Linked DNA regions of Homo sapiens: regions 2 and 3 are each linked to region 1. A link is a loop called in an ENCODE intact Hi-C map of the cell type or tissue named here. Cell type or tissue: endothelial cell of umbilical vein. All regions are shown on one strand. Region 1 holds the start of PRSS48 (serine protease 48). Region 2 overlaps FHIP1A (FHF complex subunit HOOK interacting protein 1A). Region 3 overlaps SH3D19 (SH3 domain containing 19).

Region 1 (8,000 bases):
TTTTGATACTCTGAATTACACTTTATACAGGAAAACTAGGATAACTATTTAATTCTTTCCTTTTACCTTCCAATTTTCAAAATAAAGTACTGGTGCCTTAGTTACATCAGTAACTGATGTAGAGTTTATTTCCAACTAAATTTAACAGATACCAAAACTGAAATATCTATTTACAAAACATTTAAACAAAGGAGAGGAGAGATTCTGTGAGCAATCCAACTAACATATAAAGGGTATAAGCCAGTACTTCCGATTTGTCCAGTGATGTATTAATAAAAGTCCAGCCAGGCACGGTAGCTCACACCTGTAATCCCAGCACTTTGGGAGGCCGAGGCGGGTGGATCACGAGGTCAGGAGTTTGAGACCATCCTGGCTAACATGGTGAAAACCCGTCTCTACTAAAAATACAAAAAATTAGCTGGGCGTGGTGGTGGGCGCCTGTAGTCCCAGCTACTCGGGAGGCTGAGGCAGGTGAATCGCTTGAACCTCGGAGGCGGAGGTTGCAGTGAGCCGAGATTACGCCACTGCACTCCAGCCTGGGCGACAGAGCGAGACTCCATCTCAAAAAAAAAAAAAAAAAAAAAAAAAGAAGTCCAAAGACCTGGGACAACCACAAAATCCTCAGAGGGAAAGGACTCTCTGGTCAAGTTTTTTGCTCCTGTGGTAAGTCAACAGAAAGATCTGTCCAAAGCTTTCAGGTCTCTGCAAAATGAATAATAAGCTACCTTTACTCTAAACATGATCAGAAGGCAAATCTCAAACTGAGGTCTGACCTTTTAAAAGAACTATATTAAGTGAGTTAACTCAATAGCTAAAATTGTCTGTGAATACCATAAATTAATTGGAATATTCACAAAGATGGTTGTGCTATGAATAAGAAATCTTTTTCTTCAATGAAACGAGCTGGAGAAAACTGCCGGTTGTAATGTTAATTTCAGAAAAAATTAAGATGAAAAATACTAAGAGTCATTGTATAATGATAAAATCAGTGAGTAGCAGAAAACCAGAGTGAATGCATAAACCACAAAAACAAAATTGGATACACAAAACAAGAACCATTAAAAATGTATTCAGAAACTATCACAAATGTAATAGTAGTAGTAGATTTTCATCCCCATCAAGCAGACACAAATGAAAACAAATGAATTTTAAAAACATAAATTTGGTAAAAATTCATGGTGTTGCAGTGTTTGCTTAAAAAAGCAAATGGAGAGATTTTTTTCACGTGTTCACTTCTAAAATCTTTTAAAATGTATTTAAAGAGGTAAACATCTTTATGCTACTTTACTGAGATATAGCAAACCTGGCATCTGCCCTGCCACAATAGCCCCTGCAACTGAGCTGGCCATATTTCTGCATCCCCATCTTCTCACCTTCCCATATGAGGGTACTTACCCCAAGGACAGTTAATCCATGGCCATGAACCTATATCCTGGTTAGAAAAGATAATCTGTGCCAAATAAGACGTCTTGGGAGTCTGAACTGAAAATAGGGAACAACTTGAGCAGTTTATAGTAGGACAGAAAGAAATGACATGGAATTCGGTTGAGCCATATTAATAGCAGAGAACCAGAGAGAAGATCCTGCTATGAGCTCTTAAGCTGTCATGAATCCAGAGCTCCTTTCCAGCTCTGGTCTTCAGGGTTGTCCTATGGCAGCTCCAGGTGTCCCTGTTATCCTGTTCTTATTATTCCATAGACATCTACATAAGTTTGCTAGGGCTGCTGTAACAAAGTACCACAGACTAGACGAACTTAACCAACAGAAATTTATTTCCTCACAGTTCTGGAGGCTGGAAGTCCAAGATCAAGGTATCAGCATGGCTGGTTCTTTCTGAGGGCCATGAGGGAAGGATTTGTTTCAGGCACCCTAGGCTTGTAAATAGCTGTCTTCTCCCTCTATAGATGTCACGTACATGACATTTCCTCTTCTAAGGACATCACTCATATGAGATTAGAACCCAACCTAATGACCTCTTTTTAATATAATTACCTCTTTAAAGACCTTATCTCCAAATATTGTCATACTCTGAAGTATGGAAGTGCGGTTAGGACTTCAAGATACGTTTTTTTTTTTTTGAGACGGAATCTTGCTCTGTCGCCCAGGCTGGAGTGCAGTGGCGCGATCTCGGCTCACTGCAAGCTCTGCCTCCAGGGTTCACGCCATTCTCCTGCCTCAGCCTCCCAAGTGGCTGGGACTACAGGCACTCGCCACTACACCCGGCTAATTTTTTGTATTTTTTAGTAGAGACGGGTTTTCACTGTGTTAGCCAGGATGGTCTCGATCTCCTGACCTCGTGACCCACCCGCCTCGGCCTCCCAGAGTGCTGGGATTACAGGCGTGAGCCACCATGCCCAGCCTCAAGATACATTTTTGAGGAGACATAATTCAGCTCAAAACAATAGCTTTAAAATAATCTCCTCTTGATTTAAGCTAGCTTAAGTGAGCCTCAGTTGCCTGTAACTGAATAGTTCTTACCAAAATATCTACATTTTCTGGTCTTCCATTATTATTTGAGACAGGTTCTTTCCGTCGCCCAAGCTGGAGCACAGTGGTACAGTCATAGCTCATGTAGCCTTGAACTACTGACTTCAAGTGATCCTCCTGCCTCAGCCTCCCGAGTAGCTGGGGACTTCAGGTGCACATCACTACACCAGGCTAATTTTTAAATTTTTGTAGATATAGGGTCTCACTGTATTGCCCAGGCTGATCTCAAACTCCTGGTCTCAAGGGATCCTCCCCGTTCAGCCTTTCAAAGTGCTGGGATAATAGGCGTAAGCTACCACGCCCAGCCACTTCTATTATTATTATTATTATTATTATTTTTTTTTTTTTAGACGGAGTCTCGCTCTGTCGCCCAGGCTGGAGTGCAGTGGCGCCATCTTGGCTCACTGCAACCTCCGCCTCCCGGGTTCAAGCGATTCTCCTGCCTCAGCCTCCCGAGTAGCTGTGACTACAGGTGCACGCCACTACACCCAGCTAATTTTTGTATTTTTAGTAGAGACGGGATTTCACCATGTTGGCCAGGATGGTCTCAAACTCCTGACCTCAGGTGATCCACCCGCCTCGGCCTCCCAAAGTGCTGGGATTACAGGCATGAGCCACCGTGCCTGGCCTATTAGTTTTAAACTGCTTATATGTTTCTTTCAAGCATCCCAATATTTTAAGTTGCAAGAGAGCAGTAACATTTTAATAGTTCATTGAATTCTGCCTCCACAGACCTAGCACCCTACAAACAATTGGCACAGAAAACAAAAGGCAGAGTGAAGATTTCTGAGGTAGATGTTGTGGTGTACCATCCAGACCCCCCTTTAGAACTGAAGCATTCATTCCCTTAGCAGCTAGGAGTGTTGGCTGCTGACAGTTCACAGCTAAGTCTTATTCCAAGAACTGCCAACAGAGCCACCTCACCCAAGGTAATGCCCCCTCCTAGGAGGTGGCCTGCATCCAATGATGCAGACCCCTAAGAACGCATCCTTCTTAGCTCAGTACAGAAAGTCTCTGAGGGCCACCTCAGCTCCAGAGAAACTTGTGAGATAGGCTGTGGCCTCTGTTGCAAACGCATCACAGTTCAACTCTCCCTCTAACCAATCCTACTACCCACCCAAGAGCTGCTGATCCTGAGACCACTCTAAAATAAATTTCCTGCACACAAATCTCTGTCTTAGAGTCTGTTTCCCAGGAAACTTGACTTGCAGTGCAGCTAACACTGTAACAGAAATGAAAACAAACAAACAAAAAAACTCAGAAAAATTAACCAGATACTGGGTTCATTTCCTCTTTTCCATTTCTTGCTTTTGGAGAATCCTGTCCACCTTCTATCTCCTTGCTAGAGACAGGGTCCTGTTTCTTCCAGTGCCCTCAACCAGCCACTCCTCAACACCACAGGCAGAAACCCCAGAAACCCTGCTCTCCCAGGACAGCAGGGGGCGCCACAGACCCCAGTTCCTCCCCTGGGTCCTGCAGCTGCACTTCTGAAGTCTGGTCCCTTCAGGATCTGGCAGCGGGTGAAGACCAAAGGAGAGGAGGGGGTGAAGCAGAGGAATCCATCTAGGAGAAGCTAGTTCTGGCAGCTCCCCATTGGCCTCTTCCTGGGAGCCTGAGTCCAGGAAGCAGGAAGCGCTCACTGGCTCTGAGGACAGAGACATGGGCCCTGCTGGCTGTGCCTTCACGCTGCTCCTTCTGCTGGGGATCTCAGGTGAGCGCCAGGGTGGGGTTGAGAAGGCAGAGGCAGAGGATTTTTACTAAAGAGGGCATCACATAGAACAATGTGACACTTCACCCATGGGATGTTAGTTATGAGTAGCACAGCCTGAGAAGGTCCTGAGAGGCTACTATATACCCAGCACCATTCCAATGCTCCCGATTGGAAATAGCAGTACACACACACACCCACAAGATCCCTATCTTCGTGGGACTTATAATCAATGCACATATTAAATGTGTAAATTATAAGGCTTGTTAGAAGGTAATAAGTACTATGAAAGGAAAGGGGCATCTGAAGTACAGGGGCAGGAGTGTTGCAATCTTTAGAAGGGTAGTTAAAGAAGGCCTCACTAAGAAGGAGTCATTTGAGCAGAACTGAAGGGGATAACTAAATTAAGTAAGAGGATCCAGGAAAAGAGCATCTCAAGCAGAGGGAACTGGAAGAGCAAACACTATTCTATGATTTCAGGTATATGCTTGTTCATTTATTTTTCTGGTCCACAGGGATTTAAAGGAAGGGTATACTGGCCAGGCACAGCAGCTCACGCCTGTAATCCCAGCACTTTGGGATGCCAAGGCGGGCAGATCACCTGAGATCAGGAGTTCAAGACCAGCCTGGGCAACATGGTGAAACCCCATCTCTACAAAAAATACAAAAATTAGCCGGGCGTGGTGGCGGGCACCTGTAGTCCCAGCTACTCAATAGACTGAGGCAGGAGAAGTGCTTGAGCCTGGAAAGTGGAGGTTGCAGTAAGCCGAGATAGCGCCACTGCACTCCAGCCTTAGCGACAGAGTAAGACCCCGTCCCCCCAAAAAACAGAAAGGGTATGCTGAGAGAGCAAAAAACTTAACAGGTAGCAAAGAAGAAAGATACACAAATACTGCAAAATGCCAATTCAGTTAAACCAAATAGCACAAAAGTAAACAGCTTGCAACCTCAACCGCATCTGAGGGCATCATTGTATTTATAAACTAACATACTTCATATTCCTGATGGTGACCTTGAATCAAGTAAAAGCTAAATTTGAATCTTCATAGAGCATTTTTTTTTTAAGAGACAGAGTCTCACTCTGTCACCCAGGTTAGAGTGCAGTGGTGCAATCATAGCCCACTGCAACCTCAGACTCCTGGGTTCAAGCAATCCTCCCACTCAGCCTCCCTAGTAGCTGGGACTACAGGTGTGGTTGAACCACACCTGTTGTGTTTGTGGCCCAAAAGAAGAAAAAAAAAACCCTGACTAGTATTTAGGAAGTGATTTGTGAAAAGTAAGAAAAGTCTCTAATATAGCACCTGTCTCCAACATTCCTTTTTCTACTTCTGTGCCTTATCTCTGGTCATCCCTAGTTTGAGAGTCCCATGTGACCTAGGGTTTCCTTCTGCCCTGCCTATCTCACCACATTTTTTTCCTTTTCTTTTCAGACAGGGTCTCACTCTCTCGCCCAGGCTGGAGTGCAGTGGCATGATCTAAACTCACCGCATCCTCCACCTCCCGGGCTCAAGCAATCCTCCTGCTTCAGCCTCCCAAGTAGCTGGGACTACAGGCATGCACCATCATGTCAGGCTAATTTCTTTATATTTTTTGTAGAGACGGTGTTTGGCCATGTTGCCCAGGCTGGTTTTGAACTCCTGGACTTGAGCAATCCACCCACCTCAGCCTCCCAAAGTGCTGGGGTTATAGGCGTGAGTCACTGTGCCCAGTCAATCTTACCACTTTCATTTGTCTATTGGTTCATTTATGTAGTCATGCAAATATTCACTGAGAACCTGTCTGTGTGCTAGCTACCAGCTAGAGCTCACACTTGTATGTAGTGTGCTGTTGTCAGTATCCACCTCTCACTGACCAGGGAACATCCACAGATAAAGCTGTGGCCCAAGTATAGGCTGACCTGCCAAGGCCAGCACCCTGCAGCAGCATCTTGGCCATCTACAACACGTCTTGAGTATACAGGTCACCAGCACACTAGAGAAAGAAGAGAAAGAGAAATGTGGAAATCTTTTTCTTTTTCAATTTTTTTTTTAGAGACCTGGTTTCACTATATTGCCCAGGCCTCAAGCAGTTCTCCCACCTCATCCTCCCAAAGCACCAGGATTACAGGCATGAGCCACTATCCCTGGTTTAAAAAAAAAATTTTAAGTTAAATGATATTCCATGTGTGCTGCTAAAGAAGGCAGGTAAGTATGTTTGTGAAGATTCCCACTAATAGGTAGAAGGCATTTGAAAATTTTGGCCTTTAACACCAATCTGGAAAATTTAAATATAAAGGAAGGTTCTCTGTTCAGTGAATCTAGATATTAGATGTGTTACTATGTGTTAATGATACCCTATTTCTTCCTTAGGTTCTTGCTTACACTCTTTTCCCAAAAAGAAAGAGCTACAATCAGGGGAGTGGTCTCCATTTTGAGCCCAAGACTGCTGGGTGTGGAACCAGAATAGGATGGAGTATGGTGTCTAGGGAGGGTTCAGGTCCTAGGAATAGATGGGAGTTTGGGAATGATGATAAGGTGGGGACCAGAGAAACAGGACTCCTAGGTTTCCACATTTCCCTTTCTTCTCTTTCTCTAGTGTGTGGGCAACCTGTATACTCCAGCCGCGTTGTAGGTGGCCAGGATGCTGCTGCAGGGCGCTGGCCTTGGCAGGTCAGCCTACACTTTGACCACAACTTTATCTGTGGAGGTTCCCTCGTCAGTGAGAGGTTGATACTGACAGCAGCACACTGCATACAACCGTGAGTTCTAGCTGGCAGCTAACACACAGACAGGTTCTCAGTGAATATTTGCATCACTTCATGAATGAACCAAAAGACAAATGAAAGTGGTAAAATAGGCAGGGCGGAAGGAAACCCAGGTCATGTCAGACTATCAAACCCGAAACAACTAGAGACAGGGCATAGAAGTAGAAAAAGGAAAGTTGGAGACAGGCACTATATTAAAGACTTTTCTTATTTTTTGCCAAATCACCTTCTAAATACCAGTCAGGAGATTTTTGTCGTGTTTTTGGGTCATAAACACAATCTGAGCTCTAAGAGCCACTGCTGTGAGAGAAGCAACTTGTCATGTGGTGAGTGTCCCTATGGAGAGGCCCATGTGGAACCCGCATCTCTAGTCAACAGCGAGAAGACCCAAAGCCTACCAACGTGAGTTTGGACACAGATCCTCCCCAGTAAGATGACTGCAGCTCACCTTGATTGCAGCTGCAGCTCACCTTGATTGCAGCCACATGAGAAACCTTGAGTCAATGGTACTCAACTAAGTCACACCTGATTCCTGACCCATAAAAACTATGAGATAAATATTTGTTGTTTTAAGCCACTAAGCTTTATAACTTATTATGCAACAATTGATAACTAATACACAACAGAAATTAAAATTCCAGGACTCTTCAATAACAACACTGAAAGTTCAATGAAAATAAGCCAGGTGTGGCAGCTTGCACCTGTAATCCCAGCTACTCATGAGGCTGAGGTAGAAGGATCACTTGAGCCTAGGAGTTCAAGGCTGCAGTGACCTATGATTGTACCACACATTCCAGCCTGGGCGACAGAGTGAGACCCTGTCTCTAAAAAAAAAATTAAGTTTAAAAAAAAACTCAAAGAAAATAGAGTAATAACTTCAAAATGCTAAAAAAAATTTATTTCCAACTTAGAATTCTACCCATATGCAAACTATCAATCAAATGTGGGATAGAAGTAAAACATTTTCACATACACAAAGCAGCAAAAATGTTACCTCTCATGCACATTTTCTCAAGAAGCCATAGGAGAATCTGCTCCACCAAAATAAAGGGGGAAAAACAG
Region 2 (8,000 bases), 330 kb after region 1:
CACAGTTGCCACCCCTAAGTCTGAATGTGCTGTAAAGGGTCAAAGAGACATATGTGGAGAGGCCCACCTGATAAGAGCCATGAACTTCAGTCATGGGTTACAACCTGCCTGAGGCAACCCTTCAGAGGGGAGTCAGGGGAATAAATAACTAAGTTTCCTTCTTCTTCCTTCCAGTCTCCTGCTGGAACCCCATTGGGTGAACCCAAGTGGAAAGCATATGGAAGGGAACCATGGGAAAAAGGTCCATACAGGTCTACTGGGGGGGCATAGGGCAAGGTGGAAAAGGTGGAGAGTAGATTTAGAGGGGCCGTTGGAAGCCATCAGCATGCTTATTTACCAGTATCAGCATCTTAGAGCAATAATTGGAAGGTAGATATGGTTCCTGTAGAGTGTGTTTGGGTTTAATGCATAAGTAAATTGCAGCTTAAAATTTTCTAGAAACACATTAGTGAATCTACTTTTTATAGCTTATAGTTACTGCCTCATTCTGTTTATTGATCCTTGTCCTCTGGAACCTAAAATCAGAGTTGGACTCCAATGTGACGGGTAGAAATGCTAACAACATACTAGATATGAATAAATGAAGGAATATCTGAAGCATAGGTAGCCATCACCAAATCAGGCTTATTATTACATGAATTTATACAGAGTCAGGGTGTGCAGTGGAAGAGCATTAGACTGTGAGTAAGAGATCTGGGTTCTAGTCCTGGCTCTTTTGTTTACTACTGCTGTGTGAACTTGTGCAAAGCTTCCAACCTCCTTGAGTCACATTTTATATTAGTCCATTTTCACGCTGCTGATAAAGACATACCTGAGACTGGGAAGAAAAAGAAGTTTAATGGACTCACAGTTTTACATGGGTGGGGAGGCCTCACAATCATGGTGGAAGGCAAGCAGGAGCAAGTTACATCTTACATGGATGGCGGCAGGCATAGAGAGAGAGCTTGTGCAGGGAAACTCCTATTTATAAAACCATCAGATCTCATGAGACTTATTCAATGTCACCAGAACAGCATGGGAAAGACCCGCCCCCATGATTCATTTACCTCCCACTGTGTCCTTCCCACGACATGTGGGAATTGTGGGAGCTACAATTCAAGATGAGATTTGGGCAAATCATATCACATTTCCATAGCTGTACAATGAGGATAGTAGACCTCCTCTTTCCTCCTTACAGGGTATGAAAATCAAATATAAGTGTGTTCTGAAAAATCATATACTGTTATATGCAAAGGTATTATCATAACTATTGCAGGACAGATTCTGCCATCTCATATGCAGTAAAAGGATAATATTGTTTGTTCAAAGACCATTTAGTCAGTGTGCACCAGGTGCAAAGTACTGCCAGACTCCATGGGGAAATGAAGGTGGCTGAAAAACTCTGTCATCTCCATGGAGTTTATAATCTGGGACCCAGGAGACTGACATGTTAATTTAAGCAAGAAAAACTAAGTGCTGTGACAGAGAAAGTAGCCAGGGCAGGTGGGGAGGGAGAGAGTGACATTGTGCCGAACCTTGAAGGTGAGCAGGTAGGGAGGGCGTGGAGGAGTGTGTTTGGATGAAAGTACGCCAGGAGAGCTGTGATGTCCAAAAGAGGTGAGGGACCACGAGGACTGAGAAAAGACCCTAATGTGATTTGTAAGGCAGGTGAACATTGATATCCATAGTAAGCAGTGCAGAGGGAGTCAGATAAGGGGCTCAGGAACCATCTGGTGGTGACAAAATAATGCCGCTTAGTGTGGACTGGCATTCTGGGTAGTGTGGTGATGAACAGAAGAAAACAGGCAGGGGATTCAAGAGAAGGGAAAGGTGTGGAGAAAAAGACAGACACAAGTGATTCAAGATTTAAGAGATAAGGGATTGTCCTGCTTTCTAGCTATAAAACCTTTCTACACTACCTAAAAGAGATGACTGCTTCTCCCTTAAGGACTATACCCAGCTTTTTCCTCACCAGGCTAATAAATGCACTTAGCATTTGCTTAAAAATATTGGGATTGTGGCCAGTCGCGGTGGCTCACGCCTGTAATCCCAGCACTTTGGGAGGCCAAGGTGGGTGGATCACGAGGTCGGGAGTTAGAGACCAGCCTGGCCAATATGGTGAAACCTTGTTTCTACTAAAAAATACAAAAAACTAGCCAGGTGTGGTGGCATGTGCCTGTAGTCCCAGCTACTCAGGAGGCTGAGGCAGGAGAATTGTTTGAACCTGGGAGGTGGAGGTTGCGGTGAGCCAAAATCGCACCACTGCACTCCAGCCTGGGCAACAGAGCGAGACTCCGTCTGAAAAAAAAAAAAAGAGAGATTGTAAAGAATCGCTTTATTAACAACCCCTGGGGCTTCTGACTCCCTGGACCCGGGTTTCCTCTTTTCCCCCTTTGATGCCACACTCTGAACTCTCTTAGTTCTCCTTAGGGTCTGTCTGCTCTGCTGACTGGATGTTGTCTTTCCCTAAATGTGGGCATGCCTCAGGGACTATTCCTGCACTGATTGACCCTCATGATTGCTATCCTTGCTCTGCACAGATGGCCTAAAAAGCTCTGGGGCTGAGTATTTGACCACTGGCTAGATCTCTTCATCTCAATGACCTGTTGCTTCCTCAAACTTAAAATGTCAGGAGGCAAACTCATAATGTCTTTCTCCCGAGGCTAGCTTAATTCATCCTCTGCATACCTTCTTTTTGTGAATAATATCACTTTTCCCACTTACCTGGCATAGAACTCTTAATCATCCTTGAATTTTTTCTCTTAATCTTCCCAAATATAGTGCCAACCTTTTCCTGCAAGGTTCTTGAGTCTGTTTTTTTGTTTCTTCTCCCAATAGTGTCACTCTGGGTCTTCATCTCCACATATCTTGACCAGGGTTAGTTTTCACTTATGGTCTCATTACTGCAACTTCTTTCTTCAGATTATCTCACACAAAACTGCTGGATTAAATTTTCTAAACACATCATCCTTCCTCTGAAACCTTAAGTGGCTCCACTTCCTACAATGTTCTTGGTCTACATGCTGTGTCACAGCCCTGACTCCGTACCATTCTCATTCTTGGTTCAAGGCCTCTCTCCTATACTCAGTCCGTTTTCTCTGCTTGGAACATTCTCTTCCTTCCTCCTCTGTGGTCAAGAGTTACTCTTTCTTCAAAGACCAGCCTAAATCCCACAGCCTCCTGCAGCTGTCCCTTACATTGGAGGTTCTAGTCTTCTCTGTTCCCTAGAGTTGGCAGCTCTCGGTGCCCATGTTATTCTGAGCACGTGCTCCTTTCTATTGTTAGGTGATTTTGCATTTGACCCTGCTTCCCTGCTCTTTCCTGAAACCCCTGGAAGGGCCTGCATCTGTGGTTCCCAAACAGTGCACCAAGGAGCCCTGGGGCTTTTCAATTAATTCACAGGGGTACTAGGAGATATTTTCAGTTTGTGAGGGAAACACAGTGACATCTGTTGGACACCACATGAACTAACAGCTCAAAATAATTTGCAGTTTTGGCATGAAATCATATTCATTACTTTCAATTTGGTCTTACCAATTTAAAAATGAATTTTTGGGCCGGGCATGGTGGCTCACGCCTGTAATCCCAGCACTTCGGGAGACTGAGGAGGGCACATCACCTGAGGTCAGAAGTTTGAGACCAGCTTGGCCAACACAGTGAAACCTTGTCTCTACTAAAGATACAAAAATTAGCTGGGCATGGTGGTGGGCGCCTGTAGACCCAGCTACTCAGGAGGCTGCAGCAGGAGAATTGCTTGAACCCAGGAGGCAGAGGTTGCAGTGAGCTGAGATCGCGCCACTGTACTCCAGCCTGGGTGACAGAGTGAGACTCCATCTCAAAAAAAAAAAATACTAATAATAATAATAAATAAATAAAAATGAGTTTTTGTTGGGTTCTGTGTTTAAGAACAAGTATCATACAAAAATTGATGTGAAACAGGAAATGAGGTTTGTAGCAGACAAAAACAAGTGAAGCAGTCTAATTGGTTTTGTCATTAGCTTGGGAAAATCTCCATCCAGATATGTTGTTTCAGGATCCTGGGCTGGTGGGAGACCCGTAGAGAGTTGGCAGTTGCAGCCAAAGATGGCTTCAGTGCTTGTCCTGGATCTGGCAGGATTAGAAAGAGGGGACTGTTAGGTTGTTTGGATGGGAAAAGGTTGTATAAGTAGCACCTCAGGCTCAGTCATATTATTTCTGTCAAATGTCTTGTGAACTAGGGTAGGGTAGTCTTTTGTTTAGTGGGTTGTTTTGCTCCTTTTTAAAAAGAGATTGTTACCAAATTATGGCAAAAGTTTGGGACTATCTCTGGTGGATAGAGGTAGAGACATCGAGGTGAATGTGCTGAAGTAAGAGGTAGATGGAAGGGAAGATAATTACATACCATCCCTTCTGCAGGCAGCTCACAGGCATTCGCAATGATAACTGTGACCACAAAGAAAGCCTGCACCTTTGGTTTATGCAAAGAGCAGCCAGCTGTGTTTCATTCAACAAATTATTCCATTCAAGAGCACTTGGAAAGACAGAAGCAAAAAGTCTACCAGAAAAACTGATTTTTCCACCATCTCTTCTGTGCTGAAACCATGCTTGAACAACATACATGGGTAGAATAATTTCAGCCATTTCCTTAAAGGCATGTGTGCTGGGTTCATATAAGCCGCCGTGGAGCCCATTTGTTTTACAAGCTTGTCTTCCAAACATGCACATACGTATTCATGATCTGCATCCTGCAAGCTCAATAATTCATGGCTTATTGACTTAGGTTGATGGATGGAAGTTTTTTGGGGACTAGAGAAGTAAAGATGGAAATTTTGAGAGGCTGAGAGCAGCCACACTTGTGAGTTGCCCACTTGCTGTAAGTGTGTATGTGGGCGGGCAGGCTGGAACTCCGGTAGAGCCCAGTTTGGCTCTTACTGGCTAGGCATATTTTGGACTTTTATGCCCAGTGAAAATAGTGACTGAAGATTTTAAGAGCAATTAAGTACCATCTTCAAATTATTATCACCATTATAAAATATTAACGGGCTATAATTGGGTGCTGAGTTTGCAGGAGGAATACACTGATCGCTTATGTCATAGTGAGGAGTGGGCAGGACAGCATGCTGTTCAACCATGATTTAATTTCATTTCTCCTGTCCGTTCTTCCTCATGCCTCTCTAGTCTGGGAGATAGTAGCGGGGGTTCTGGAGTAGGAGAAGGGTAGACACAAGTCCTCTTACTTGTTCTCTGGCAGACTTCCCGTTGGATTTTTGGATGCTTCAGCAGGTCTCTGCTCTTTGTCACTTGTCATCTGTGCCACTTCCTGAGGAAAAACGTCTTGAAGTTTTATGCCTGGTTTCCTATAATGCTGTGGAATTTCACTGATCATGTCATTCCTTTCAGTGGAAAATGGGAAGAAGGAATCAAAAGCATGGAATGTAAGATGCCACCTTGGCTTTGGAATTTTTAGATTTTGTTTTTTAAATTTGGTGGTTCTTTGCTAAATCTTTTGTAGCTTCCCTTGACTTAGTTGAGCCCCAAACGAGGCACCATCTCTGGGGTGAACCAAACTAAAAGATACAGAGGAATACTTTTTTTGATATCTGCATTTCATATTTCTACTTATATATTTCAATAATTTGCAGAAAACCCCACAAAACATTGTCAACCTTATTGACCCATGGTTTTTAATCACTGAAGGCTCCTGAACATTGTCTTGTTCTATTTTTGCTAGCTGCTTTTTCCTCTTCTTGTAATAATCTTGAGCTGTATTTGTTCATGTGGAACTTTGCCTGTTTCTTACCATGCTTGGAGTAAACCAGTGACTTAGATTGTATTCTCCACTGCGCTGAAAGCATACCTATGTGCCCACCTCAGCCCACAGACTGCTGGTCTGGTAAGAAGTTAGGGGGATTCCAACAATGTCCTGCAGAAATGAGGTGGTTCTTCTTAGAAGGTGCTGCTGTTGTCTCCACAGCTTTACAGGCAGGCGCTGGTTCCGGGACAGACAGGTATTCCATTTAGAGCCACCCAGCAGTTGGGGAAGTTGGGGATTCTTAAACTTGGCAGGAAAGCTCAATGCCCCTGGTACCATCTCACACTTACACCCTTATCAGATGCTGTCCGAGATCCAGTTGTAACCAAGGGAGCCATAATTAAGGAGCCTGGCTCAGCTGGGATAGGAGTGGTGGAGCCCAAGCAATCATTCTGTCTACTCAGTTCCCCTGGACTTAAACAGAAGAGTACCGTGGAAGCAGAGGGCCAGATGTAACCATCACTATAATCAGTCAGTAAACACAATTGAACGAGGTAATTAAAAGGCCCAGTCCTGTTGTGGGCCTGCAACTAGGTAACATGGAGTGACGGTAGCACTATTAAATCTGGATTGAAAAAATCATATTAAGCAGGCCAGTTTTAGACAGACTAAATTAATAATTTCTCTATCCAGTGACAGCCAGCTATTAAGTAGATCTAGAAAATTTTAGTGACAAGTGTAAGAGGCTTTGACTTGGGAATTCTTGATTAATTGAAAACTAAAAGTGTGTACCATCTAATATATTCAATTAATGCATTATATTCAACTGATACAATTTTGGGAAGCTGCCTAGCTTGACAGTTCAAGAAATGGGTTTTGAGTTAGCAAGACCTTGGTTTGAGTCTAGTTCTTTGCTACTTTATGTGCCTGTGGCAGGTATTCTCATTGGTGTATATGTATAATCTAGGGATAATAATACCTACCTTATCGGGCTTTTGTAAAGACTAAGTAAGATTATGCATTTAAAGTGCTTATCATTGTCTCTGGCACTTAGTGCTAAATACATACTACCTATTATTACTTATTTAAGTAACCAGCTGAATCTCTAAAGTGAGACATCCTTCACATGACACTGTGTGTTACTAGCCAATAAATTTTATACCATTTTTGGTCACTATAGTGTTTTGATTTTAGATAATATGCTTGTTGCTCCTTAACATACTTTTACATTATTTCACAGCCAGCATCACTTTTGATTTTCTTTTTCTTTTTTCTTTTCTTTTTCTTTCTTCTTCTTTTTTTTTTTTTTTTTTTTTTTTTGAGATGGCGTCTCACTCTGTTCCCCAGGCTGAAGTGCAGGGGCATGATCTCGGTTCACTGCAACCTCTGCCTCCCAGATTCAAGCGATTCTCCTGCCTCAGCCTCCCAAGTAGCTGGGATTACAAGCGTATGCCACAATGCCCAGTAAATTTTTGTATCTTTAGTGAAGACAGAGTTTCACCATGTTGGCCAGGCTGGTCTCAAACTCCTGACCTCAAGTGATCCACCCACCTCAGCCTCCCAAAGTGCTGGGATTGCAGGCATGAGGCACCACGTCCGACCCCTAACTTTTGATTTTCTCTTATTTCTCTCAGAATGTGGTATCAACTCAGTTGCTTATATAATTGTTTTCCTATTTATTCTAATTCTCAGTGTCACATGTTCTCAAACTTGAATGTGCAGCTAGTTACTGGGGAACTTCTTCATTGCAAACTCCTGGGTTCCGGAGATTCTGCTTTAATAGGTAGGGTTGAGGCCCAGGAATTTGCACATGAGCCGGCACCCAGGTGCTCCAGTGACCACACTTGGAGGAGCACTGATCTATGCCCTTGTGCCGGCACTTCTGCTATTAATGCTCCTTCGCTGAACTAGGATTCAGAAGACAGGGGTTCTAGTTATGTGTGCTGTCAAGGGTCTTAACCCAGTTAAGGATTCAGTTTTGTCTTCTATGGTAATCCCCACCTTGTCAGCCTCCCAAGACTGTGGTGGACATCAGATGATGTCAGATAAAAGCACTTTGGTGAAGCCTTTTCCAAATGAGCAAGGTATTAAACTGGAGATAAGGAATCTCAAAATATTTCATATAACTTAAGACTTAGTAGTAGTATCTAAAGGCGAGTAGTGAAAGGAGATTGTTGGGTTCTTAAATATTAGGGGTTCCAAGAATGTGTTTCGGCCTCTAATGTGTGAGTAGTGTTTGATTGAGCGGGGTACCTCCCATTGTTCAGGATGCTGGCCAAGTGTCATTATT
Region 3 (8,000 bases), 160 kb before region 1:
GGCTGACTGCTGTTAAGACCTTCTTAGGCTATGACGTTGCTGTTTCGGTCTGACCAACTGACTTTGACCATACAATTACAGCTCTTGAAACTAATGTGTCATATTAAGACCCAGGCTGGTCTTAAAACTCCTGGCTCAAGCGATCCTTCTGCCTCAGCCTCCCAGAGTGCTGGGATTACAGGTGTGAACCACCATGCCTAGCTGGAAGGGAAATAATTAATGCACAATTTGTTCCCTAGGTCAGTTTCTCAACCTTGGCACTATTAATATTTTAGGCCAGATAATTCGTTGTTTAGCAGTTACACTGGCCTCTACCCACTAGATGCCAGTAGCACCTTCCCTCTAGTTGTGACAAATAAAAATGGCTCAGACATTGCCAAATGTCCCCTGGAGGGCAAAACTGCCCCCAGCTGGAACCACTGCCCTTGATTCAAAACCACTACCTGAATCAAGTGGCAGCTGCAGCTAACAGTCTGACCTGCTGCTGGGCTTGTCCAGACCACCATGAAATGTGCTATGAAAACGAAAATCTCTCATAAACATGGTCAGTCCTGCACTGTTCTGCTGTGCCTGATACCATCAACAACAGCACCCAAATTCGAATGTATACAGACATCAGGACCAACACAACCTTGATTCAATCTGACTGATCATATGCTTTTGACGCCTGAGTGGTCTTGGGTAATACCGTATATGGCAACCGAAGCTGCAGCTATTTGGTGACACTGCCCCTGTGACTTAACCAATGTGATGATACAAATCAGGTTTAGCAACGAGTCCTGAACCAAAGTGACTTGTGTCCTTTGGGGTTATATTTTGGTATATAGGGGAAAAATGGGTAGGAGAAAAATGGGTCATGAGATGTCTCCCCATTAAGGACAGAGGTCGCTTTCTGGCCCATCAATTGTCTAATTATTGCAGCGACACCAGAGATTAACAGATCAGTTTAAACTCTGTACAGGTCTTAATGAATAAAATACCCTGGCCCTAGAATACCTCATGGCTGCCTAAAATCAGACCTACTGGTACTCCCTGAGATTATTCACAGTAAGCTGTCTGGGACCCTGGAGAGTAAGACTGAGATCAATACTGCAGGTTGGCTTCATCTGCTGCTTTGAGTCTTGATAATAGACTTAATTAAACGTCATGTGAGACAAACTGAGTGGATTTGGTTCTGGCTTCTGTTGGTTAGCTTAATCGAAGTGGTTGTCAGAGTAGCACACTTGTGTAAAAATTTAAGTTTGGCCAAGAATGTGTCAGGCTGAGGAGTGAATAGTGACAGAGGCAATGTGCTGTATACCCTAAGTGTCTCTGCACATTCTTGCTGAGTATGCCAAGAATACAATCCCTTGACTGTTCTTTACCCTGGCCACTTCTCAGGGCTGTGTTTGCACCCTTGTGAGCAACCTTGAAGGATGAGGTAACGTCTCCCCCAGGAAAAAAAGCAAGCTTGCTTCCATTTGCTATAAAAGTGGTGGATCTCAGTGTTCCTCTCCTGTCACACAACTCACTGTATAATGGGCCCTTTGCATCACCTCCTCGGGATTTGGTGGGGTATGGGAAACTGACACATAAGAACACGAAACTCTGGTTCTCACTTTTGCTATCATGAAGTGTTTTGCTCCTGTCCCAGAAGTCTCATGTCTTCTGCTAACATCCATGAAACCATGCCAGGCTAAATGTTTAGCTTACAAGTTGGGTAAAATGTCAAACACTGCACAGTTCCTGACAATTTCTCCTCCTCAATTATTTGAAGCAAATTTAACTTATCAAATGTAAATATTTCATCATGTATCTCTGAAATGATTTCTTAAAAAGAAATGTAACCAAAATCCTATTAACACAGCTCCAAATTTCAGTAATAATCTTTAGTATCTTTAAATATCCAGTCATACCAATTTAATGAGTCATTAATTCTCTGACGTAACGCTGTGATAGGCAATGCAAGTGTGACAGCTATGAAGGGTAATGAGTTTCCATTTGCTAAGATCATTTAAGAAGTCAAAGTAGGGCTGGGTGCGGTGGCTCACACCTGTAATCCCAGTACTTTGGGAGGGTGAGGCGGGTGGATCACCTGAGGACAGGAGTTCAAGACCAGCCTGGCCAAAGTGGCGAAACTCCATGTCTACTAAAAATACAAAAAATTGGCTGGGCACGGTGGCTCATGCCTATAATCCCAGCACTTTGGGAGGCCAAGGCGGGTGGATCACCTGAGGTCATGAGTTTGAGACCAGCCTGACCAACATGGTGAAATCCTGTCTTTACTAAAAATATAAAAATTAGCTGGGCATGGTGGTGGGCACCTGTAATCCCAGCTACTTGGGAGGCTGAGGCAGGAGAATTGCTTCAACCCAGGAGGCAGAGGTTGCGGTGAGCCAAAATCACACCATTGCACTCCAGCCTGGGTTGACGAGCGAAACTCCATCTCAAAAATAAAAATACAGATACAAAAAACTAGCAAAGCGTGGTGGCGGGCACCTCTAATCCTAGCTACTTCGGAGGCTGAGGCACGAGAATTGCTGGAACCTGGGGGCAGAGGTTGCAGTGAGCCAAGATCGCACCATTGGACTCCAGCCTGGGCAGCAAGGGCAAAACTACGTCTCAGAAAAAAAAAAAAAAAAAGAAGTCAAGGCAGAAAAATTATTGCAGGTGTCAGCTCCTAGAAGTGTATAACATCCATCCCGGCCCTATTATTATTTTTTTGATACATATATGTATATACACGTATATATGTGTATGTATATATATGTGTATATGTGCATGTATATGTAAGTATATATGTGTATATTACCACATATACATTTGTGTATACGTATATGTATATATGTATGTGTATATGTATATACATACACGCATACATACGTATGTGTATATGTATGTATATATTTAAAGTGTGTGTATGTGTATACACATATGTGTATATGTATATATGTGCATACATATGTATAAATGCATGCATGTATACATGTATACGTATATATACATATACACATACGTATGTATACATATGTATGTATACACTGCATATACATACATATGTATGTATACACTATGCATATACATACATATGTATATATACACATGTATGTATATACTATGCATACACATACATATGTATATATACACACGTGTACACACATATACATATGCGTATACATTCATACACACATACATGTATACACACATACATATACACATACACATATATACATATATGTATATATACACACACACACATTTTTTTTTTGAGATGGTGTCACTCTCTGTTGCCCAGACTGCAGTGCAGTGGCATAATCTCAGCTCACTGCAACCTCCATTTCCCAGGTTTGCGCAATTCTCCTGCCTCACCCAGTAGCTGGGATTACAGGCCCACGCCACCATAGCCTGGCTAATTTTTGTATTTTTAGTAGAGACAGGGTTTCACCATGTTGGCCAGGCTGGTTTTGAACTCCTGACCTCAGGTTATCCACCCGCCTTGGCCTCCCAAAGTGCTGAGATTACAGGCGTGAGTCATAGTGCTCAGCCAGAGGCCAATATTTTGGTATTGTTAGTTAATTTTTGTGAAACATAGACAACCAAATATTTCATTTAATTATTGCCTAATTTACAGTACTTGAAGATAAATAATCCATGGTATACATATAATTAGAATTCCTTTAAAAAAATCAGAATATGTCTCAGACTCTGAAATATAAATCTATCAGCTTAACAGTGCTTTGGTTAATCTATTATACTCCAAAATACTAATAACAGTGTTTTGTGTTATATTTTAATGAAAATCTAGATTTATGATTGCTCTACTGTTGCCAAGGGCACAGCCCTACAAGATACAGCTGTACAAGATCTGATGTTCTAAATTTTTGAATATTTTCTATTAAAGAGAAAAAGGAATCCACATTAGTGGATCCATTCATGTTTCAGTTTCTAGGTAACATCAATATAAATTGTCCACATAAAACCAAGAAGCTGACAGGACTTTTCTTCCTGAAGGATAAAACTTCAAGGCTTTAATACATACTGTGTAATTCTTTCTAATCGTTAAGTATTAGAGGCTACAACCACTACAGGCCAATGAAACGGATCAATTCTTCTTGTTTAACTGCTAAAAAAAATGTTATCACTTTGCCATAATAAACGGAAAAAGAACTGGATTGGAAATCCGCAGAGATAGGTTTTACTTTAGGCTCTGCAAGTAACTGTGACTTTAGGCAAATCATTTAACCTCTGCAAGTTGAACTCTGGTCTCCAAGGGCTCTCTTCTGTGGTATAACAGGATGAGCTCGCAATTAAGAGAGCGGCCCCTAGATGGTAGTGTTGTTCTGAGTCAGGCTTTCTATTTTTTTTCCTTCTTTAATTACAGTGAAGTAAAAAGGCACAAGTTAGAAAATGACTTCACGTTAGTTCTGAAAAAAATTCAGTTGGCTGGACAAGGTGGCTCACGCCTGCAAACCCAGCACTTTGAGAGGCCGAGGCGAGAAGACTGCTTGAGCTCAGGAGTTCAACACCAGCCTGGGTAACATGGTGAAACCCCGTCTTTACAAAAAATAAAAAATTAGGCTGGATGCCGGGGCTCACGCCTGTAATCCCAGCACTTTCAGAGGCCGAGGCGGATGGATCACTTGAGGTCAGGAGTTCAAGACCTGTCTGGCCAACATGATGAAACCTGGTCCCTACTAAAAATACAAAAAAATTAGCGGGGCACAGTGGTGCGTGCCCGTAATCCTAGCTACTCAGGAGGCTGAGGCAGGGGAATCACTTGAACCTGAGAGGCAGAGGCTGCAGTGAGCCCAGATTGTGCCATTGCACTCCAGCCTGGGCAACAGAGCAAGACTCCACCTCAAAAAATAAAATGAAAAAAATAATAAATTAGCCAAATATGGTGGCACATGCCTGTAGTCCCAGTTACTCGGGAGGCTGAGGTGGGAGGAACACTTGAGGCCAAGAGTCTAAGGCTGCAGTGAGCCAAGATCATGCCATTGCACTCCAACCTGGGCAACAAAGTGAGACCCTGTCTCTAAAATACAATACAATAAAATAAAATAATAAATTCACTGTGAAGAATTCATTCAATGGCATTCAAAATGACATTGAATCATGAATCATATGGCTCATGTGCATTTGACATTAATTAAAAGAAATAAACCATTAATGATTATACCAAAGTGAATATATCGCCTTATAATTATTAGTCCATACAGTCATCATTATTTTCTCTAGGTATATTTAGGTAAGCTTAAGAAACTGAGTAAAAACTAAGAAATGAATGTTAGGAGTATTGATCTACAATCTTATAGAAAAATTTTTTTTTCAAATGCAAGTTCTACTAATAAATTCTGATAAACGCACTTTCTTTCATTTTGAATATTACAGACTGAATTCAAGACCTGTGATTTATATGAGCACAATGACAGATATATTCCATTACCCTTCTAGCCATGTAAACAAGGGCATCTTTTAAAGAAAAACGCTTTTAGTGTTCAAAGGATAAGAATAATATATTAAATGGCTTCTCTAGGTTTTTTTTCAACTGAGTCGCCTTGCTTGGAAAGGCTTCTCTAGGTTTTTTTTTGTTTTTGAGACGGAGTCTCACTCTGTCGCTTAGGCTGGAGTGCAGTGGCGCGATCTCGGTTCACTGCAAGCTCCGCCTCCTGGCTTCACACCATTCTCCTGCCTCAGCCTCCCGAGTAGCTGGGACTACAGGTGCCCGCCACCACGCCCGGCTAATTTTTTGTATTTTTAGTAGAGACAGGGTTTCACCGTGTCAGCCAGGATGGTCTCGATCTCCTGACCTCGTGATCCGCCTGCCTCGGCCTCCCAAAGTGCTGGGATTACAGTCGTGAGCCACCGCGCCCAGCCCTCTAGGTTTAATTTATCAAAGAAAAAGGATTAAGAGATTCTAGTTTGAGGAGGTTTAGATGAACAAGATCAGATTTTAACCTAAAATTCCTGAAAGGAAACAGAATGTGTTCCTATTTCTCTCCCATAAAATTCACTGAGTATAAAAATTATGTTTCTCCTTAAACATGCTCAGTCTTGCCTTGAATTCAATCAATATACAGAATAAGAAAGTACCTATGAGGCCGGGCTCGGTGGCTCACGCCTGTAATCCCAGCACTTTGGGAGGCCGAGGTGGGTGGATCACGAGGTCAAAAGATCGAGACCATCCTGGCTAACACGATGAAGTCCCGTCTCTACTAAAAATACAAAAAATTAGCCGGGCGTGGTGGTGGGCGCTTGTAGTCCCAGCTACTCAGGAGGCTGCGGCAGGAGAATGGCGTGAACCCTGGAGGTGGAGCTTGCAGTGAGCCAAGATCGTGCCTCCGCACTCCAGCCTGGGCGATAGAGGGAGACTCCATCTCAAAAAAAAAAAAAAAAAAAAGAAAGTATCTACGAGAGCCCATATGTTACCTTTTTGCTTCCTGTCAGTTGAGTAGGTAATAAGTGGCAAGCACAACATAGAACATGAGAGTGAAATGACATAAAACTGTGAATTTTTAGTATAGATTTATGTCAAAAATTAAAGAGGAAAGATATTGAGTGAATCCAAGATGGTATTGCTGTATGTGAAAGTCATTCATCCATCCATCCATCCATTCCAACCAACCAACTCACCCAACCCACCAACCAACCTTTATTGAGGCTGAATGGTGCAAAGGACTAGAGATACAAAGATAAATAAGGTACCACAGGCCAGGTGCAGTAATACCAGCACTTTGGGAGGCTGAGGCAGGCAGACTGCTTGAGCCCAGGTGTTTGAAACCAGCCTGGGCAACATGGCGAAACCCTGTCTCTACAAAAAGAAAAAAAAATACCAGAAATTAGCTGGGCACGGTGGTGTGCGCCTGTAGTCCCAGCTACTCAGGAGGCTGTGGCAGGAGAATCACTTGAGCCCAGGAGGCAGAGGCTGCAGTGAGCCAACATTGCATTGCACTCCAGCCTGGTCAAAGGGAATTAAATCCTGTCTCAAAAAAAAAAAAAAAAAAGATACCACCTCCATTCTCAAAAAACTCAGTCTAGTATGAGAAAGGGACTTTGAAAGTTCAGTTCAGTTTATTACAGTGTCAAGTAGATTTACAACTATTGCACTTATCATTCTGCTGACAGAAGGCCAAAACTGAAGATTGAGATTTTCCTCTAATAAAGATAGGTTTTCAGAATCTTCAATATAAGATGTTAAAATTATAAAGGCAAAGATATATACCTCATGTTCCATTCCATATCCTTCCTGCTGTTGTACAGTTTGCTGCAAATGATAATTTAATTTGGATAATGCTTTAAATCATTGATTTCTCATGAAATTACTTTTGAGTGAAATTTGACAAGAATTTTCTTTATACTCTCTTCTTTACCAAAACGTATTAGAAGTCCCCATAGTCCAAAATAAAATGTAACCATAGAATGGGGAGATAACTTTAGTCAAAGACCAAGTAAATATTACCTTCTTTGCAGAACTCCAGGTTGTAGTCACGTAAAAGTGTGGCCACTTGTTGCTTAACTTTTTGGACAATGGGAAAAAAAAAACAATAAAAGCTAAAATGTGGTCCAGCATATGAAACTCTTCTCAAAAACAGAAGAAAGTCATGACCATTGTTGGGAAAGTGTTTTACATTTCCAATGAAATTCTATTCCATTGATCTGTTTGGATGATTGTCTTCAACCTATTTGGCTCTAGCCCATAAATTGTAATTGATTCAGTCATGTAAAGAACCACTTTTATCTTAAGCTTAGAATTTATAACAATGGAAAGCAGGAAAGTGGTTTTTCATTCACTCTAATAATTGTGCAGGGATAAGCTAGAGAAAAAATAAAACAAAAAAGTACCAGTCTTCTGTCCTCTTAAATTATTTTTCATTCTGATTATATTACAAAGAAATGAGCTGTGGAGGTTTGGCACTGTTTTCCATCTTAACAGTTGTTCTGTATTGTAAGATTTTATATGTGATTCATAATGTACTACTATAACAAGACACAGTTTTTATATATTACTGGAATAATGCAAA

Evidence for each region. Hi-C counts contacts between places; a loop is a spot of excess contacts. Peaks named below come from ENCODE experiments on the same cell type or tissue, not always from the same donor. Only the 100,000 strongest peaks of a DNase experiment are listed, where the experiment ranks them.
Region 2: a loop joins it to region 1, with 12 times the contacts of the local background. A loop is called at or near these places in 13 of 110 quality-filtered maps.
Region 3: it touches region 1 in a loop (7-fold over the local background); 6 of 110 quality-filtered maps call a loop at or near these places.

Annotation. Positions count from the first base shown.
Region 1 is chr4:151,273,027-151,281,026 of GRCh38, forward strand. All of the region lies in intron 1 of SH3D19 (SH3 domain containing 19), which reads right to left. It overlaps PRSS48 (serine protease 48), which reads left to right and starts at 4,135. Exons shown (of 5, transcript NM_183375.5): 1 at 4,135-4,198; 2 at 6,770-6,932. The coding sequence starts at 4,147. It overlaps LOC124900799 (a long non-coding RNA gene), which reads right to left and starts at 2,132. Exons shown (of 2, transcript XR_007058328.1): 1 at 1-2,132. In endothelial cell of umbilical vein, CTCF peaks have their summits at 3,923 (motif pointing right) and 4,128; a DNase peak (open chromatin) is centred at 3,935.
Region 2 is chr4:151,601,033-151,609,032 of GRCh38, forward strand. The region is part of intron 7 of FHIP1A (FHF complex subunit HOOK interacting protein 1A); the gene reads left to right. Among named protein-coding and RNA genes, the nearest start is that of GATB, 160 kb to the right of the region's middle. In endothelial cell of umbilical vein, a CTCF peak has its summit at 3,437 (motif pointing left); no DNase peak of the experiment used is centred here; H3K27me3 peaks cover 454 bases.
Region 3 is chr4:151,113,253-151,121,252 of GRCh38, forward strand. SH3D19 (SH3 domain containing 19) reads right to left here. Exons shown (of 20, transcript NM_001378122.1): 20 at 7,029-8,000. Among named protein-coding and RNA genes, the nearest start is that of SH3D19-AS1, 7.0 kb to the right of the region's middle. In endothelial cell of umbilical vein, a CTCF peak has its summit at 4,295 (motif pointing right); a DNase peak (open chromatin) is centred at 4,329.